2 separate regions of the Homo sapiens genome follow, and region 2 is linked to region 1. The links are chromatin loops, found by intact Hi-C in ENCODE. Cell type or tissue: dorsolateral prefrontal cortex. All regions are shown on one strand. Links, peaks and the distances in the headings refer to the core of each region. The heading gives the core; the rest is flanking DNA.

What was found. A loop is a pair of places that touch in the nucleus more often than their neighbours do. Peaks named below come from ENCODE experiments on the same cell type or tissue, not always from the same donor. Only the 100,000 strongest peaks of a DNase experiment are listed, where the experiment ranks them.
Region 2: it touches region 1 in a loop (3.0-fold over the local background); 4 of 110 quality-filtered maps call a loop at or near these places.

The regions. Positions count from the first base shown.
Region 1 is chr2:58,130,029-58,132,947 of GRCh38, reverse strand. It overlaps VRK2 (VRK serine/threonine kinase 2), which reads right to left. Exons shown (of 13, transcript NM_006296.7): 9 at 1,020-1,140. Among named protein-coding and RNA genes, the nearest start is that of VRK2, 85 kb to the right of the region's middle. In dorsolateral prefrontal cortex, for the core only: CTCF peaks have their summits at 1,465 and 1,665 (motif pointing left); no DNase peak of the experiment used is centred there; H3K27ac peaks cover 1,723 bases.
Region 2 is chr2:58,552,865-58,555,783 of GRCh38, reverse strand. The region is part of intron 1 of LINC01122 (long intergenic non-protein coding RNA 1122); the gene reads right to left. Among named protein-coding and RNA genes, the nearest start is that of LINC01122, 34 kb to the right of the region's middle. RefSeq lists enhancers at 340-840, 841-1,341. In dorsolateral prefrontal cortex, for the core only: a CTCF peak has its summit at 1,634 (motif pointing right); a DNase peak (open chromatin) is centred at 1,653.

The DNA of each region.
Region 1 (2,919 bases), core at 285-2,784:
CAATCACTGCAGTAAATAACTGATTTAGTTCTAATATAGATTTATATAAATGTTTTAGTTTTGGGTAAGGGACTAGGATGATCAAAATTCTGAGTGGAGAAATGTTTCATATATGTCAGTATTTACAAATGTAATATGTATTTTTCTGAATCTGCAGGCTAATCTTTCTCAGTATTAAGAACTGATGCCACACTGAATTTAAAGATAGATTTCTATGAATCAGCTAATTTTCCCCTGGCTTTGTACTCTTCTGTTGTGATTTTCCTACTTAAAACTTAGCTTAGCTGCTGCTTTTGCTACCTGTGGATAACTACTGTTGAGCATATCTTGGTATATAATGAAAAACTGGCTATTCTGTGCTCTATGCAATTGACTTTTTCTTAGGCCTGATCAGTGAGAGAATTGTAAAACAGTAACACACCCTGTTCTTAGTCTGACCTAATTTTTATGCTAGCCGAATCCAGGTAATAAAAACTGAATGTAGAATATTAAAAATGTTTATGTGGCTACAAGATTATCTCATATAAATAGCTCATGTAAAAATTTTGTTTCTTAAGAAAGAAAACATACTTCCTCCAAGACAGAAATAAGAGGTATGTTGCTCTCACTTGAAAAATATAAGCCCTATTTGTCCCATTTCATAGTGCTGTTTTACACAGTTAATATCAATCGTACCAAGCTCAGACTACTTCAACATACTTGTACAATGCTAATTTGAAAATATTCTTCCTTGAAAACACTACCACCTAGAATCTAAGCTTTGGAAATACCATGTAAAAGAACAGATATTTCACTTTATATTTTGCACTGTAATTCAAATACATGTCTTTTTACAATGTTACCTTAATGGATTTTATGTGTTAGTTGTTTGGTTTTTTTAAAACATATTTTTCAAACTAAAGAAATTTGCTTTGGTTGTCATGTTGGGTGAATGCCAATCTTCTCTGTGTTGTTAGCTCCCTTTAATGTATCCCTTCAGACCTGGTGCAGTACATGATGAAATACTTGAAAATTTGTACTTTGTTTTAGCAGTCTGCACAGCCACAGGGTCCTTCAGGTTCTGTTCCCAGGGAAGTTTCCCACACAACCACCGCAGCATGCAGTAGCCGAGGATCTCAACGTCACTTCGTCTGGACAAGGCTATAGGAGTAAGCATTAGAGAGAAAGATAAGGGATAAGCAAGTCCTTGAGAAATGGAGAAATCTTTGGTTGAACTACTACTGATGAAATATGAAAAAGCCAAATAGGCAAAATGTTTTATTTGTTCAGCTGGAATAAAACTTAAACGCCCAAGCATTTGGCCCCAGTCCACAGACAGGCAGTGACTGGTTGCTGTTGAAAGTAAGGGTCAGTTTCCTCACCTCCTCCAACTTCATCTTTCCTTAGTCTGGCCTGTCACATGAACTTGATCCCCATGGCCTCTGACATGATCCAGACAACCCATAACCCAGCACCAACACTTTCTCAAAGAGCCAAGCAGTAAAACAAAGAAATAAATGTCTGCAGCTAAATTACTAACATATGTTCCAGGAAGTCCATAGGGTCTGCATTGGTCATGCAGAGACCCTCTGAGTGCAGACTAAACATTGATGGCCTTTCCTGTTCCACTCACACTAGCAGCATTTGAAGTTGGAAGAATATGACAAAACTGCCATCTAGTGTGCAGTATTAAAAAAAGGGTCTTTCTGAAGATTTTTCAATCACATGAAAATACAATAAAAATATATCTACTGCTTTGGATAATTTTACAAATATTATTTTTAGATATAAGCAGCAGCAGGCTAAAATTCTGGTCCCATATCTATATAAAACGGAGGCAATGGTATCAGAGGCTGGGGGGAGAGCCAAATAGAGGCCTTCAAAATTTAGAATAAGATGCCTTTTCCTAAAAAGTACGTTAAAAGCACATTTTCAGGCCCTTGTATCATTTTATATCAACCTATTAAATGCTGTAGTCTAATTTCATAATTTATATATATTTATAAGTACCTTATATAAGAAGATGGACAATGAAACCTAGGAAATGTATGAAATATAACTGATACATATTAACAAACCACTGAAATAATTATTAAAACATCAGCAAATACCCGTAAAATAAACTCATTTTTGTAGTCATTCAAAATTGTTATAAAACAATAGGCTGGTATTTACATTTCTGTCATTACTCGAATGTTCATCTGTGTAGGGATATATAATCTCCTAAGAGCAGTAAGTGGCTGTTAAACCTGCTATAAACAGGTATCCTATTTTATTATCTTTCATGAAATAAACTCTGAAAAGTTACTCAGTGAACTTAGTTTTTAATTTAAAAAGTCATCTACTAAGAACAATGATGCCAACACATCGTAACTACTTTTGGTTACCATGTATAAGTTATTATAAAAGCAGAAGACATGATTAGCTCTTACACTCTAACTGCTATTAGCGTATTGGATTATTAAAGGCCCTTCAATCTAGCAGAATGCTACAGTCCCATGGGTGCCATTTACTTTCTGCACAAGCTTCAACAATGTCCTAATGCAAGACTTGGCTCTCATATTAAAATAAAAACACAATCTCTACCACAGTGTTCTGTAGTGATTTCTTCAGTAATAAATCTCCCATTAATAATGGAATGGTTCCACTTGTACAGATGTGTTCACAAGTCTCCTTTCTATTATGGCAATTCCTGATTACCATCACTTAAAAAATCTCATATCCTCTAATTTTCAAAAAATGATATTCTGGCACAGTGTTTGGATGATATAAGCTACACACAAGAGGCCCTTTGAGGAAAAATAATCAGAATTAAAATAGATTGAACCTTCCTAGCCATTTCCCCCTACCCCCCAATTGAGGGATTAATTGATATGAAGCTGTAAGTAATGACAAGTCATTTAGATTTCTGAAGCCAATCTTTCATAAACTGGTCTTCAT
Region 2 (2,919 bases), core at 264-2,763, 420 kb before region 1:
CTACCTTCTTGAGTAAATGTACAGCATAAACTCCTTCCAATAGAGGCCCATCTCCATCCCCTAATGATCAACCCCTGATACAAAAGGGTGTTGCTTCTAATACTCCTGTAAGAAAATGTAAAATTTTCTTTTTTTGTTTTAGATGTAGAACTAGCCATATCTTTAGAGTAACTACCTGAAAATCAGACCAAAAAGCAGAAGTACTAACTCAATCTCCAATGTCACATAATAAATTTAACCAAAAATTTTGTAAAACTTTGACAAAAAACATGCATTAGAAAACAATAAACATTACGAAACTTACTACCTCCTAAGCTCAAAACAGATGTAGAACCTGTGAACTAATCATTTGACAGAAGTATCTTGAAAAAAAGCACATGTAACTGATGTCATCTTGCAAATATCAACTATTGGTCACAGTTCCTAATACAGCCAAATCAGGCCATTCCTATCACAACATAGTTAAAACATAAATTATTTTAATAAATTGATGAACCACTCTCAAAAATAATGCTTGTGCACAAACCTGGGAAACTGCTTTCGCTGGCTGTAAAGAAAAGGATCCCGAAGTTACTGCACTGAATAATTGCACTAAGATATATTAGAGGTCTGGCCAAGCACAGTGGCTCACGCCTGTCATCGCAGCACTTTGGAAGGCCAAGTCAGGCAGATTGCTTGAGCCCATGTGTTCAGGACCAGCCTGGGCAACATGGCGAAACCCTGTCTCTACAAAAAATACAAAAAATGAGACAGGCATGGTGGCGTATGCCTGTAGACCCAGCTACCCGGGAGGCTGAGGTGGGAGAATTACTTCAGCCAGGGAGGTGGAGGCTGCAGTGAGCTATGATCACACCACTGCACTCCAGCCTGGGCAACAGAGGGAAACCCTGTCTCAAAAAAAAAAGAAAAGAAAAGAAAAGAAAAAAAGATGCATTACAGGTCACATGCTTCTCCAAGGGGAAGGGTCTGTGGTGTGGATAAGAAATTGGTGGAGGCCAGGCAAGGTGTCTCATGCCTGTAATCCCAGTACTTTGGGAGGCTGAGGCGGGCAGATCATTTGAGGTCAGGAGTTCAAGACCAGCCTGGCCAACATGGTGAAACCTCGTCTCTACTAAAAAATATGAAAATTAGCCGGGCATGGTGGCACGTGCCTGTAATCCCAGCTACTTGGGAGGCTGAGGCAGGAGAATCTCTTGAACCTGGAAAGCTGAGATTGCAGTGAGCCAAGACCATGCCATTGCACACTCCATCCTAGGTGAAAGAGTGAGACTCTGTCAAAAAAAAAAAAACAAAGGAAAGAGAGAGAAAGAAAGAAGGAGAAAGAAAGAAAAAAGGAAAGAAAGAGAAAAAGAAAGAAAGAAAGAAAGAAAGAAAGAAAGAAAGAAAGAAAGAAAGAAAGAAAGAAAGAAAGAAAGAAATTGGTGGAAAGAGTCTTATCCTAGGGTAGGAACTTCCAGTAGAAAAAAAAAAAGGAAAAAGTGTTATAACGACTTTCTATATAAAGTATCAAATGTCTTGCCCAAAATTGTCCTCTTTCCTCCATTCCCAAGAAGTCATAGAGAGAAAAGCTTGTCTTGTTTCTACCTTCACAAACCTAAGTGTCAAAAGGATACACATTCACCAAGTCCATGAAGGACCTGCAGGAGGCAGCCCTGACCAAGCCCCAGTGGTGACAGCAAGCAGCTGCTTTTTCTCTCTACTTTAGGCACTCACTCCGCTTTTCCTACAAGAATAAAAGCAACCAGAAGTGTTAAGTCTTCTTCTTGCCCTCTCTACTATCTGCACAAGAAACTCTGGAGTCTTTTCAAAGAGGTACTATGAATACTTATGTGACAATATGGAGCTTCTTTACCCTTTTTCACCTGCCACTTTTCTTCCTCACATAGTCGCCTTCTCAGGAGGAAGCTATTGGTGAGACCCAAAAAAGACAGAGAATCTGTTAGTATAATAAAGTATAATAACTCAGACCACAAGAGGTGGTAAGAATTCCTAAGATAGAGAAAGAGACAGAGAGAAAGTTCAAGCACCTGAAAGGATGCAGATAACATGCAAAGGCTAATGAGCTCAGGGCCTGCTGCTGCCATTCAGATGCATCTAGAAGGAAGATCACAAACTTATTGACTAAGAAGCAGAGCTCTGGAAAGATGCAAAAATGTGAACAAGACTTTGGAAAAAAAGGGGGAAAAGGAAGGAGAAGGAGGCCCCTGATGCCCATATGATGTGTATGGACTGATGGCTGATTCCTTGGAAAAAAGTAAAGTTTGATGCAACAAATTCTGTATTTGTCTATGTTTTTGACTATGTAATGGTAAGACTTTTTTTTTCCTGATAATGGACTATTTACCCCTCACAGGCCAAACTTAAGTGTTGCACTTAGAAATAAGTCCCTGAAACCTCTCTTGCTCCCTTCTAAAGAGAATGTGGGAGGGGTGGGGAGCAGAGCTTTCTCTCTTCGTTTTCAAGGAGCATTCCTTCCTTAACTCAGGGAGAAGTTGACTGTGTGTTACAAGTCCTTAATTTGGGTATGCTTATCTTGCAATTAACAGCATAGGTTAGAAAGGAATCAGAGTAAAGCTGTCTGCATAGGCAAAAGGAAAGTCCTAGAAATTGATGTACTAGGGAGGACTTCTGAGATTCTTTATGCCAAGTCTGCATAGTGGCTAATCATAGGTAGGGAAGAAGCGAAGGTCATAGGTAGTAAATTGACCTCATACCTAAAAGAGCCATGGTGGTCAGAGTCAGGGAAGAATCTGGGGAAAACAGAATCTGTAGCAAAAAGAATCTGCAGCAAAAAGTAATTCATGTCAGAATCAGACATCTGAGCCAAGATTTTCTTTTTTAAGTCAAACACAATTGTTATAGAAGAAAAATGACTCATTCACAAGTCTTCAAGGGCAGGAACACAGAGCCAGGTCACAA